2 separate regions of the Mus musculus genome follow, and region 1 is linked to region 2. Evidence: chromatin contacts called from ENCODE Hi-C or POLR2A ChIA-PET data. All regions are on one chromosome and are shown on one strand. The core of a region is the stretch at or near the end of the contact, and the rest is flanking DNA. Distances in the headings are between cores, read along the strand shown. Region 1 overlaps Vil1 (villin 1). Region 2 overlaps Ctdsp1 (CTD (carboxy-terminal domain, RNA polymerase II, polypeptide A) small phosphatase 1).

Region 1 (6,585 bases), core at 3,771-6,270, 36 kb before region 2:
ACAGTGCAGATTCTGGGCCACTAAAGCTAAAAGCTAAACACTGTGTTGCTAGGGTGAAAATAAGTAGTGGGAGGGGATTCCAGGAGCTATCAATCAAAGGTGCCTAGTACATATCTTACTTGTTAGTGCTCCGAGTGAGACCAAGTGTCAGTGCAGCGGCAAGTACTGCATGAGTCACTCTGCCCACGTGACCTGCCTGGGTAAGCAGCTAACGAAACCATGATGAGCCTGGGGAATCTGTCAGCACAAGTGTCATTAGGATTGCACAGACCTTAGCAACATGAAGTCTGCATTTGTTTTGTTCCCTATTTTTTCTTCTATTATTAATGGGAGGGTTGCTGTGAGTTCTGAGTTAGATATGAAACCATGTTAGATTTTCAGAAGATGTTAAAACCCATCACTGAAGATGCAGCATCTTTTCTGGAAGAGTGTATTCAGAGAGCTCCAGCCTGACTCTTAGAACCTGGGTATATTCTCACTAATCACCTCTTCTAAAGCTCTGAACTGCTGACGTGTGCCTCGGGGCTTTGACTGCTGAGAAACTCTGACTCCACCATCTGCCAGCACACATTGTTATAGTGAATGTTCCACAGTGGCACGGGGAGGGTATGCAGCAGTTTACAACAGAGAAAAACATTTGTTTTTAAAGCTAACTTTAAATTGTGTTGTTTCACCTCGAGCAGGAGTCTCCTTTTGTCTTGTTTTTCTTGAAAGTGACTGGTTGTCTTGAGCACCCAGGGTGATGATGGTGTGCTTTAGTGAGTTCTCTTGTCTCTACTGGAGAACTTCGAGCAGTTGAAATGATGAGGAAGTTTATTTAATTTAAAAAAAAAAAAAGGCTCTGCATCATGGCATGAGGACGCAGACATGATGCCCTCAGTCTGGACTGCCTCCTGGGCATCTGGACCACTCTCATACCTGCTTGTGTCCCTGTTGACTTAGAAGGCCGTGGCTCGCCACAGAGCCTGATTCCTTTTGACTCCCATGTCTTGGGCAGGACTTGTGTTAGTTATAAATAGTTACTCCTTGCAAATTTAGGATTTGAATTTTATGTCCAGTCCATATGATGACCTGTCAGCTTCCCTGCTCCCTTCTTTCCTTTAACTGACTGCTTGACTCCAAATGGCAATCTCACCTAGACTGTATTGATAGGGTACTGGTTGTTCTAAGCTGCCTGTGTCTATTTTAAAATTATGAGTAAATATAGTCTCTTTTTTTAATACTGTGATCAAAGAATTGGGGGATAGAACAGTTAACATGTTAGGCTAAGAAGGGGCAGATTATTAGATAGGAACAGAGGGTGTTGGTTCCCTTCAGTCAGCATAATAACTTTCCTGTATAAAATGCCAAATGTATGGTTATGTTACTTTAAATGACTGAACTGGAATTTTATAGCAACTAGTACTCTATGCAGTCTTCTCATCTTAGCCAAAACTGGGAAAGAGAATAAACTAAAAAGTTGATTTTCCACCCCCACCCGCCATGTTATGCAGAGTTAAAAAGCTGCATGTGAATGTTGTTTATTTTAATAGCCAAGACCGTCACTTAAATCTATAGGGAGGCAGTGCTCTTGTTTCGTAGGGATAGTGTGTGTACACACACTCATAAGCTTTGTCCCAGCAGGAAGAATAAGTAAATACATGAATTGTTTATTTTCTGATTCCAAATTGGTTTCTTACTTTCTATGATCAGGTTTAACCTAAACAGCTCAGCAGTAGCAGACATAGCAAATGTAGATGTATGTACATTTTAAGGTGTAGTGCTTACAAATCGGTTAACTCTGAGTGCAAATATTGGACTTCACTTTTTTTTATCTTCTAGACGAAGTATAAAACTTAGGGGAAAGCTCTAATAGTTCAAACCTCAGCATAGTGACTGAGTTTTTCCCTCCATCCCTCAGTTGCTGTGGTGTGGTGTAGACCCATATGCAGATCTCATAACTAGATCGAAGTTCATGTGGACCTTGTACATACACCGACACTTTCAGAAACTTCAGCCCAGCACATAAAAGTTGCATAAAACTGTCCACTCTTCTGCCTGCTTTATAGTAACATCCCCCTGCAAATACAGCTTTCTGCCCTCTAACACCCTTGTAGTGCATTACTTAAAACTCTGTCTATATTGTCTTACCATCTGGAGAACTATTTTATTGAAAAACTCTATAGTTTGTTGGCCGTTTTATAACAGGGGTACTCTGTATGTCGCCACAGTAGACTCCTTGGTGGCTTGCTTTAGTTACTAGATCTGAGCAGTCTCATTTATACACAATTAGGAAACTGTACTTTCCATGAGTGCCGCGTGTCTAAGGTCTGGAGGTTTTAATTATAGGTGTTCCCATATGAATAAACATTTTAATGACAGTAGACTTAAAACTTAGAGATAGGAGATAGTCCTCAGGCCTGAGAGAAAGCTGGATGACAGTCAAGATCCAGGTGTATCAAGCCAGACCAAGAACAAAGGGCAGTTGTCTGAACTAGTCAGTCAGAATAGGAGAGGGCAAGAGGGAGGCCATTGTAGCGTGTGCACCTGTGCCCTTGCTGCCTTCCTCTTCACACTTCCTCCTCGCCCTCCCTGGCCTCTTGGTAGAGGTTCTTCATGCCTGGGGGAGGGAACAAGTGAGGTTCCTGCACTTTGCTGATTGAGCCACTCCCAGGTTTGCTGGCAGCTTTGGCCACGTTATTTGTGAGGTGGCTTTTTTTCCTTTGTGTTCAGAGTGACTTGGGTTCTGATTATTGACGTTTGTGTGGAACGGCGCTTTATCTGTGTTTTAGCAGAACTGTTCCTCTTTTCCTTTAAGGGTTTTCCCTGGTTTTGTTTTCTTTTTAAATTATACAGATTTGGTTTTTTTGTTTTGTTTTGTTTTAATGTGTGAGAGACATTAAAGCCTTTATTAACCTCATATTAGTTTGATTTATTTGTTTAAAGGGACATGTTCCTGGGGACACTGGATAACCAGTTTTAAGAGAAAATCACCTATTGGCTTCTGATTGGACTTCACGTAGCAAACCCATGTTCCTGGTGTTGTCATTTGAGGAGTCTGTGGAGCTTTGCAAAGGCTCTGGGTTAGAGCTGTAAGCCCAGCTTTGGCCTTAGCCCTCCCTTTTGAGTGTGAGGAGGGTAAGATCAGGATAAGATCCTGAGTGAGTGACGGTGCCAGAGAAACCCCCAGACGCTAATGTCTCCTGGAGTACTTAGCTGTCCATCTAAGAAAAGAAAACTCTACAAGATTTCCATGGGTCTGTGGCATGCGTCTGAAGGAATGGGCAAATTACTATTATAAACAAAAGGAATTGTCACACTGTGGCTCACAGGTACAATTGGACATTTTCATCTGCCACAGGACTAAAACCAGTAATGGCGGCACAAAGCCCTTGAAGGCAGGGTAGGGGCTGCTGGACAGCCAGAGAGCTTCAATTCTCAAAACAGTCCTTTTTCTTTCTTGATGTTTTGTTGCTTCCATCGAGGCAGGGCAGAGAAGGCAGCTGGAGTCATGCCCAAGGCCCTAGTGAAGTCTTCGGTGGACAGGTGCTCCTAGAAGAGACCAGAGGGCAAAGGTCACAGTCTTCCCCTGGGTTTGCTCAAGATGAATCATACAGATGTGGCATATGATCAAACAGAAGAGGAACAAAAGCCAACATTGTCATGAGCCAGGGAAGGGGAGGAGGAGGAAGTGTGACATGAATAAATGTCCGTGTAGTCAGTCAGGCCACGTTAGGCTTGAAGTCAAATCTCAGATCTTGGCTTGTTTAAGGAACTTCTGTTATTTCCAGGCTCCTACTCTTAGGAAGTAGGAGTTTAGGTTTTCCCGGGACCCAGGCTGGAACTTGAACTCTTGAACCTCTTGTTACTACCTCCCACTTGCTAACATCACAGGCATGTTCCTCCAGGCAGTTTTTATGCTGCACAGTTCAAACTCAAGCTATATTCTTAGCCCAAAATGGGAACTGTTTCTAAAACAGGCTATCTTTGTGTAGCCTTGGCTTGCCCAGAATTCATTTCGTAGACCAGGCTAGCCTTGAACTCTTAGAGATGAATTTGCATCTGCCTTCTGAGTACTTGAGATTAAAGGTGTACACTACCACACAGCTCAGGGATGTTTCTTTTTGTTGATTTTTGTTTGTTGGGGGGTTTTATTTTTTGGTTTTTCTGGCCTCCAGGAGTACTTCATGGGCATGGTACACATATTCAAGCAAAATACCCATAAATAATAAGATTTCAAAGGCTGGAGAAAATGGCTTGGTGGCGCACTCCTGTAACTCAGAACTTGGAAGATACAGGTAGGAGAGCTCAGTGCACCAGCACCTGCCTGCCTACTATGTGCAAAGCCCAGTTTAAATCAGGCTGTTCTGAAGTGGAGTTGCCCCAGGGGACATTTCTCTGCTCCTAGAGCGGCTACATTGTGCAGCTTCTTTTTTTGTTGTTTTTTTGGTTTGGTTTGGTTTTGGTTTTTTGTTTTGTTTTTCGAGACAGGGTTTCTCTGTGTAGCCCTGGCTGTCCTGGAACTCACTCTGTAGACCAGGCTGGCCTCGAACTCAGAAATCCCGCCTGCCTCTGCCTTCCAAGTGCTGAGATTAAAGGCGTGCGGCACCACTGCCCGGCTATTGAGCAGCTTCTTAAGCTACACTGTTAGATGGGTTTCAAGCTCAGGTGGGTATGACATTTCAGTTCCCTACCCTGTCATTAGACTTGCCTCCCAGGCATGGGCCTTTTCTCCTCAAGTCTCCTGGGAGGGCAGTTTGGAAATGCCGTAAATAAGGATATCAGTGGGTTGGAACTGGGTACCACGTCTGTTACTGGAACCCTATATTTGTCACAATTATAGCTCCAATGACAGACTAAGCTCTGTACATGGATCCATGGTACCCATACCTGTCGTCACCCCCACTGCCATCCCCTGGGCCCAGTAAGGCTGACCTCTCAACTGTGTCCAGACTGCTGGACTCTGACCCCAGCTAGAAGGCAGAGACTACCCATCCCAGTGAGCTTGTATCTTTCACGGCCCTGCTCTTGGGCTCTGCAGGCCTGCCAGCTGATTACCAGCCCTGCCCATGCTCATATCTACCTCCCAGAGGCTGATTCATCAGCACTGCCATACCCTCCTGCTGCCGCCGCCGCCATCAAGAGCCGTCATTCCACTCTTGTTAATAATAGCTCACCTTTAGAGTTTGAGGGAGCCAAAAATGTCTGAAATCTTCCTCTCCCCATTTGGCACTAAACTCAAGCTTTCTCACATTATGCTTATAATATATCCATGATTTAAAATAATAATAAATAAGTCAGGCTGGAGAAATGGCTCAGTGGTTAAGAGCACTGACTGCTCTTCCAGAGGTCCTGAGTTCAATTCCCTGCAACCACATGGTGGCTCACAACCCTCTGAATCTGATGCCCTCATATTCATATAAAATAAATTTTAAAAAAAAGTCAAGGACTGGGAGGATGGCTCAGAGGTTAAGAGCAGTTGCTGCTCTTAGAAAGGACGCAAGCAGTTCCCAGCATCTACATGATGATGGCTCACACCATCTGTCACTCATTACAGGGGATTTGGTGCCTTTTTCTGGCCTCTGTAGACAGCATGGATATGGTGCACATACAAACATGTAGACAAAATACTCATAAATGTCTTTTAAAAAAATTAAGAATCAAAAAAGAAAAATTTATCCCAGCACTTGGGAGGCAGAAGCAGATGGGTCTCTTAAGTTTGAAGCCAGCCTAGGTTATAAAATGTCTATTTTTAAAAAAATCAGCTACTGACAACTGATTTTAAATAAATCTGAGTCCACACACACTCCCACAACACAATGAGCAGTGTGATTGGACTTCTATGCCCTGCTCCCAGGGATATAGGACCCCCATGAAGGTGTTTGGTTCACCAAGGACTCCCAGGCACTCAGTCCTCTGCGGGCAGGGCACAGTCTGAGGTTATTAGGTTTTCTAATAACATGGACCAGACCTTGTCCTGCTTGTGTCCCTGACTCACCTCCTTCCTGCTGGGGTCCACACCCTCAGGGAGATCCTCTACAGACTTGTTTACCAGCTGCTCCAGGGGGAAGGTGGGCAGGGGCCCAGAACTCAGACTGGTATTGGCAGTGAAAACGTCCACTTTCGGGCTCATAACCTCCTAGGAAAGAAGACAACCATGGGTTACTTCAGCAGCCCTGAGGTGTGGCAACATCCTGTGCTGCTGTGCGCTGTGATCTATGGTACCTTCTGTAGGAGGGCCCTCCTGGTTCTCCCCTTCCCCTCTTACACACACAAACACACACTGTAGAACAAACAGTAAAATGAATACCATCTCCTGGGTTGGACCCAAAAGCTAATAGCCTAGTGGCCTGCAACTGGCCTAAGTCAGTTGGGAAAAGATGGCTGTTTAATCAATGACTAACATCGCCATGGCTTCCCCTGGAATGTGACATCTAATTTATCTAAGACATCTGTGACCCTTTCTCTTATAGCTGTTGTAAAACTGTCATCTATAAATTCATCACTCGGCCTCAAACTAGCTTTTCTTTTTAAATACTGCACTGTCCACCTGGAAGGGCTAAGCACCATAGTGTTTTCAGGCTGCGATTGGAGGGCTACCCTCAC
Region 2 (6,949 bases), core at 277-2,776:
CCTAGCCGCTTCTGAAAGGGATTCTGACAATTATCAAAGGCTCCAGAAACTTATCTTACCTCTTTCCTTAAATTTCAGGTTGCATGCACACCTGCACTCGCTATGCCTAACTTCCTTTTTCTCTTTTTCTGACTTTCTTTTAATTAATTAATCATGCTTTAATTCCAGAAATACTCCCAATGGGCCCCAGAGGGACTTACCCTCAGAGGCCTCTCTGGAGTAACTAACACCAAAGAAACATTAACGACGTTCAGTAGTGGCAGCTGATCCTAGAGAAAGAATACTCATATTTAAAAGTTACAAAGTATCGCCGGGCGTGGTGGCACATGCCTTTAATCCCAACACTCGGGAGGCTGAGACAGGCGGATTTCTGAGTTCGAGGCCAGCCTGGTCTACAAAGTGAGTTCCAGGACAGCCAGGGTTATACAGAGAAACACTGTCTCGGGAAAAAAAAAACCAAAAAACAAAAAAACCCCAAAAGTTACGAACCATCTCTCCATCACTCTAGAATTAATGACATTTTTCTTCTTTACCCTCGACCCCCCCTTTTTAATATGTGTTTTATCTGCATGTATGGCTATGAACCACACACCTGCAGTGCCCTCGGAGGCCAGAAGAGGGCATAGGATCTCTTGGGACTAGAGTTTCTTCTACCATTTGGGTGCTTGAAATTGAGCCGGGATCCTCTGAAAGAGCAGTCAGTGCTCTTAATTGCTGAGCCATCTCTCCAGCTCCGGGAACTAGAGCTGCTTGCGGTAATGTTGAGAAGAGTTCCTTGAGAGCAGAAGCACTGCCTGACACTGGCTGGTGCTGACAAGCAAGTGCCCACACATGTGGTTGAGTTTATTATGCGTGGGCAGAGGGTGTGAGATCGGAGAGTTTGAGTCTCAAGGAAAGCTGGTGCTCTGCTTGTCTGGTCTCCGGGATGCAAATTTGAGGCGACCACCGTTTGCATACAGAGCAGGAAACCAAGCCTGATCCTGGCTGAGGGCGGGCAAAGGCCAGGGACAGGGTATAAATCTTGCCAAAGGCTCTCCCGGTCCATGCAGCTCCAGACCAGAGCTGATTCCAGGATAGGCTTCTTTTCAGGTGGGAGTTTCCTGGAATGGGGTAGGCAGATGCGAAAGGGGGCGGTTTCACATTTATTTCGGGACCCCCTTACCACACACACACACACACACACACACACACACGCGCGCGTGCGCGCGGAGCAAAAGGAAGCTCGGGGCTAAATTCTTGGTGATGATAAGGAAGGGATGGCCTGAGGAGGTTGAGTTAGAGGATAGGGACCAGTATTTGGGAGGTGTACACCACCCCTTCTCCACTGTGTGTGGACGATGTCTGAAGCTCCACGCTTTCAGAGGAAGGTGGACGGTATCAGCTCCCTGGGAGCGCCAAGCTTCGGAGCCCAGTGTTGGTCCACAAGGGCAGGGAGGCCCCTAGCGGCAAGCAACAGCTTGGCCCCGCACTTCCTGCCCCGCCCAGGCGGGGTTCACGGAAGACGAATTTGGCCGAAGGGGCGTGGCTAACGCTGGCCAGAGGCCGCGAGGCGTGGCCAGGGCAAATGCGGGCAGGAGGCCTCTTGGCGCCCGCCCCACCCAGTCTCCTCCTTGCTGGCCCCATTGCCCGGAAGGCTGTCGGCCGAGGGCCGCCTTAATCTGCCCAGCCTTCCGTCTCCCGCCCCGCCCCGCCCCGCATTCCAGAGGTGGGGGCACCGTGCTTTTTGTGTATTTTTTATTTGTTTAGAGTGCGTGTATCTGGGGGTGGGGGGTGGGTAGAGCTCGTGCCATGGTGCATGTGAGGAGGTCAGAGGACAACTTGTGGGAGTTCGTTTTCTCTTTCCATCACGTGGGCTCTAGCAATCGAACTCAGATCGAGTGCCCAGGCAGTCCCTCTTGGCTAACTTCCTCCTGTCCAGCAGGGTTATGAAAAATAGTCAAAACTGCAGTCACAGATGTGAGACATTCTCGCACTTCAGGTCCCTTCCCCAAAAACCACAGAGGCGGAATAGGAGGGGGTCTAGCTTTCTCTTTAGTTATCACTCTGAGGTGCTCAGGTCACAGAGAAGGCACTTAATTGGGAAGGTCATCTGATTCCGGCCATCTTCTCTCCCTTCACCAACCCCCTTGGCACTTGTTTGTGGGTTCACTTAACCCTCATAATCTGGGGAGAGAGCCTAAGGGCTTGAACTGCAGACTCTGCAGGTATGGGGAGGGGCTTTAAAAACAGAAGGCAGAAACCCAGGAGCTGCCCCCAGCCAGCGGGGGGCCATGGAGGAGGCTGCACGGAACAGGGAAGGAGGAGTTGGCACAGGAGGAGCCAGCTTGGTTAAGGTTTGGAGACTCCCTAACCCCACAAGAAGGTTCCACCCCCTGTTGATACTCTGAAGGCACGTGACATCTGGGGTTTAGAGGCACCTAAAAATGAAGCAGAGACAACCCCCTCCCACTAAGCTGGTGGGACTAGCTCACTGCTGGGCACTGAAGGTACTCAATAAATGTCTTTTGAATGAAGAGTAAAAAGGGTTGGGACAGACAGAAGACCCGACCTGACCCCTCAGCCCAGCTTGTTCCATTCAGAAAAATAGTAGTTTTAAAAATGTAAAAATCCTTTCCCTCCCTCCCCCAATTTCTGGGCCCAGGGAAGGGTTAAGGAAGAGTGTCTTGTTCTCACCCTTTCCTTTCTCCTTCCCTTCAAAATCTATATACACATATACATATTTATATGGCACCACGGGGGCATCCTGCCGAGCCCCAGGGCTTTGGGGAGACTTGGGGCTTAAGTGAGATATGGAGCAGCCTTCAGCCTTGGACAAGCTGGACAGGGAGCGTTCCTCCCGAGGAAGGTCCCCAGCTCTTTTACAAGTGTATTATAATAGACTTTCTTCCTCTCCTGCCCACGTACAAACTGGTGGGGCACCGTCATCCCAGGAGGGAGGAGGGAAAGGGGAGAAATTGGTTCCTCTCAGGTCAGCCTAGATCTGGGAAAAGCTGACCAGTAAAGAGGGTTCTATGAAAGGCACTTGGGTGTCCACTGTTCTCAGACGGGGGTGGGTGGGTGGGTGGGGAATCCAAGGCACGGGGCAGCAAAAACCCTGTCCCTACCCCCAGAGCAGAACTGGGGCGAAAAGGCCCAATTTGGCAACAGAGAAACATGGCAGCGTGGATAAGACAGAAGTGGGGAGCAGCAGGCAGGGCCCCCCAGGTCCCCTGAGAAGAGGGGAAGAAGTTTGAAGGCACTGACACAGGGGCCCAAGGGCTCACTGTCCTCCATGCAACATGGCAGGGGAGACACCTCTTCCCCAGGGCCGTGACCATGACACAGCCGGGGGTGTTAACAGCAAAGGCAGGCGCCCACAGTCTGCTGGGGAGAGGCTTGGGCCTTGATGAGAGGCAGGTCCTGGCCCCAGGACACCTCACTAGCTCCCGGGCCTAGGCTGTCTGAGCACTGAGTATACGTCGTCCACGCGGCTGAGTTGCTCAAAGAAGGGTAAGAGATCGTGTAGCTCAGTGTCACTCATGTTGTCAAACCACGAGGCCACTGGTACCTGGAGAGACGACATGAGGAGCGCCGGTGTCCCGGGGTGTCCCCTGTCCAGCCCAATTCCTGCCCACAAGGCACATACTTGTTTGGTTTTTGTTTTGTTTCTGGCAGCTGACAGTGAAATTCATTTGTAGATACCAGTGTGCAAAATGTCCACAAATATACTTAAGCTTACTGTTTCGTTCAGCAGGATCCTAACTGGGACTCACTACCTTCATTCCATCCCATTACAGGCCGTGACTGGCAGCTTTGAAGACTGTCAGATGGGGACCCCAGCCAGAGGTGAGGACCCTCCATACATAGGCCGAGTGGGATATGTGAGCAGATACAGGTAATAGGACATTACCAGTCCCCACTACCGCCACACACAGGGCTGGGGAGGTCCCTCCACATATGCCCTGGTCCCGTGTCTCAGCCACTGGGTCCCGTGTACTCACGGCATTGTCTGGATGGAAGACATAGGAGGCGGGTGAGTTGTCTAGAATGAGCACTCGCCGCAGGTCTCGGCCCAGCCTGCTCAGGTCCTTTACGTAGTTCCCCCGGTGGAAGACACACGACTCTCGAAACAGCCTGGCACGGAAGGCTCCCCACTTGTCCAGCAGATCAGCTACAGGGTCTGCGTACTAGGGTAGGCGGTTAAGTCACCTCAGAATGAGTAATGTCCAGGGCTGCATGTTCAACGTGGGAGGGAGGATATGGGTGACCCAGACCCCAGGCAATGGCTCACCTTGGCAAGGCTGGCAGTGAACAGCACACATTCAAAGAGCTCGCCCATTCGCTGTAGGAACTCATCTACGTGGGGCCGCTTCAGCACATAGACCTGGGGAACGAGCCAGTGAGGGAGCTGCTGGCCAACAGGCTTAGGGGTGATCCACAAAAGGGGGACAGGAACAGTGGAGGAGGAAGGGCAGTCTAGAGAGGCTGCCCCAACCATACCCCATTCCTAAAGAGATAAGAATAGGATTCCCGTGGTCCCACCTCACCTAGTGGGAGCCACTCCCCTTCCCACACTGGTTTTATCCAAATGCAGGAGTCCAGGTTAGCCCTCTCACCCCAAGGCTGCAGGGCACCGGCCCCCGAGCCAAGTAATGGAGAACAGGCTGGTCAGCACCACAACCTATCCTGAATTACTTGAACTGGGTCCCGGGCAGTAGGGGTAAGAGGGGAAAGAGGGCTGCACAAGACAGGACCAGAAGGAGCCCAGTGTGCAGGTCTGGGAGTCTGGCTCCATCTCTGGAGTACCAGGTAGTCTTGGGTTCTCACTCTTTCTGAGCTTTGGACACGCCCCATCTATTAAAGTTCCATGGGGGACTCGCTCAAGAAGGGTGGGAGGAACCTGGGTGTAGTGCAGACACCAAGCTCCCCACCTCCCTCTGACCCTCACCTGGTGGACCACTCCATCTATCTCCACCGGGATGATGAAGTCCGCATTGTTCACTGGCTGTAAGGAAAGAATAATGGCTGGAGCTGGCGGGGAGGGAATCCCAAGGGTGGAAATCCAGCAGAGACCTCCCCCTGTCAAGAGACTAGAGGCTGAGAGGTGCCAGGCAGGGCCCACCTTGAAGGAGCTGTGCACCAGGGTCTCGTCCAGGTCGATGACGACGCAGATCTTGTCTGAGTCCTGGGCCTTGGCCTCGGGAAGCAGGTACTGGACTGGGGTGTGCTGTGGGGAGGGCTGGGCTGGAAGGGCACCTCTTACAGGGGCTTCCCTCCCCAAATTTCTCTATCTGAGGACCCGACCAGACCTTCTACCCCCTCCCCAGCTTGGAGTCTTGCAAACTGTGAGCCAGGGGTAAGATATATGGATCCTTTTTCCTCACCTCATAAAGTTCCCACCAGCAAGGAAGGCATAACTGTGGGTTGGGAGGCTGCAGTGGGGCTGGAAAGGGGGGGGGGGACCTAGCAGGCAAGCGCCCTCCCTCTGCACATTTTAGGATCTGCACGTGTATCAGTGAAGTTCGGGCCTATACCCCTATCTGTATCTGCCAAGTCTACTTCCGGCTAGGTCTCGGTGCATCCAAATTGCCACAAACCTTAGGGATGGCGCCATTTTCCTCCACCAGCAGGGGAGCCCCACTGTGGGCAGGTAGGGGCTCCCCATCATCCCGGCAGACACAGCAGAAGAGGGAGTGGAGGATGCCCCGACTCCGGGGCTTCTGGGAAACTGCTGACTTCTGGTCACCTGAAGCAAGACGTGAATGTGGGCACACTGGCCTGCAGGGGCTGCATGCACTCCAGTCTCAAATCCCTGAGCACAGAGAATGTGAGCATTCTCCCTCCATCAGGAGACACATGGGGGTGGCTCTGGCTGGCTGTCCTCCAGAGAACCCCGCTTCCATGAGCCCCACCACGGGCCACTTCAGGGCCCCTGCAGCTCAGCGTCTTAAGGAAATCTGGTGTGGCTTTTTAGGAAGGCAGCCACTTTAAGAAGTAGATGGCTTAAGGAGGGGACCGATTTTTCTCACGGTTGGTTCTCAATCATCTGACCCCACAGGTGGACGTTACCTGAGCATCCCCTGCTCTGGACCTTCAGGGCTCAGGGCCCTGTCGTCCACTCCCACTCTCCCTCCATTCTGTCTACCCAGTGAGTCCAAAGTCCCCATTGAGCCTGGGCCCAGAGGCCAGTGTCCCAGGGCTGTCAGCCCCACCGGCCCCACCTCCTTCACCCCGCCCCGTCTCTTTGCAGCGGCCTGTCTAAATTGACAGACCTACCCCCACCAAGCCTCTTCTCTAATCCTTTCTGCCTCCAGGCCACCCCCCCCCCAACCCCCAAAGAGCGAGGAACTGGACAGTGGACAAACCCGGAGTGACTTCCCAATCTTGAAATTCACACAGGGGAGGGAGGGGTGAGCCCCACTCTTGCGAGCCTTAGGGGCTCCGCATAGGCGGGCAGCACCCCTTACAGGGTGGGTGCAAGCGTGCACAGGCCCGAGGCCAACCGGCCTAGCCTGTTGCAGCCTGGGTGTCGCGTGCCCAGCTGGATACAAGGCCCCCAAGTCTGTCTTGCAAGGCTAGGGGCTCTCTGCCTTCGAAGGTGTCGTCTGCACCTCCACGCGTGACGCCCGAGTTTGTGGGAACCTGGCTGTGAGTTAGTTGGCGGGAGATCCCTGCAAGCCTCCCCAGCCCGCTGTCACCTCGGCACCCCTTCCAGACCTCAGCCTGGAGGGGGCGGAGCCTCAGCGGGTGGCCGGGTGGCCGCCTCACCCCCACCTTCTCGTCCCATTGGCGCCAAACTGGGGGAGGGGGTGACGCCCGGGAGCCCGCCAGCCCCTCGCTCGCCTTCTGCCTCAGTTTCCCCACTACGAGAAGCCTCGAGCGCACTGGTGGCGCCAGGCCCCGCCCAGCGCCTCAGACTCTCGCGGAGTTCAAACTCTCTCGGCCGCACTGGCCGGGGCTCGGGCCGGGC

Evidence for each region. A loop is a pair of places that touch in the nucleus more often than their neighbours do. ChIA-PET counts read pairs that join two places held with the same protein, here RNA polymerase II (POLR2A).
Region 1: a map of left cerebral cortex shows a loop between it and region 2 (2.7-fold over the local background). The contact joins two enhancer-like sites. A Hi-C loop is called at or near these places in 8 of 37 maps with a recorded cell type or tissue (CH12.LX, CH12F3, Patski and 5 more). POLR2A ChIA-PET finds 5 or more read pairs at or near these places in 3 of 5 experiments (Patski and embryonic stem cell).

The regions. Positions count from the first base shown.
Region 1 is chr1:74,431,824-74,438,408 of GRCm38, reverse strand. Vil1 (villin 1) reads right to left here. Exons shown (of 20, transcript NM_009509.2): 19 at 5,978-6,118; 20 at 2,849-3,531. The coding sequence ends at 3,418. Usp37 (ubiquitin specific peptidase 37) reads left to right here. Exons shown (of 24, transcript NM_001310662.1): 24 at 1-2,899. Among named protein-coding and RNA genes, the nearest start is that of Vil1, 26 kb to the right of the region's middle. Within about 2 kb of position 5,020, at least 1 of the 3 ENCODE cell types and tissues checked has a DNase peak (open chromatin) inside an H3K27ac peak, as active enhancers do; it is left cerebral cortex, where a contact is called at or near this core.
Region 2 is chr1:74,392,054-74,399,002 of GRCm38, reverse strand. Ctdsp1 (CTD (carboxy-terminal domain, RNA polymerase II, polypeptide A) small phosphatase 1) reads right to left here. Exons shown (of 7, transcript NM_153088.2): 2 at 5,577-5,725; 3 at 5,102-5,206; 4 at 4,928-4,984; 5 at 4,271-4,363; 6 at 3,981-4,166; 7 at 1,718-3,547. The coding sequence ends at 3,419. It overlaps Mir26b (microRNA 26b), which reads right to left and starts at 4,693; the gene lies at 4,609-4,693. Within about 2 kb of position 1,526, at least 3 of the 3 ENCODE cell types and tissues checked have a DNase peak (open chromatin) inside an H3K27ac peak, as active enhancers do; they include left cerebral cortex, where a contact is called at or near this core.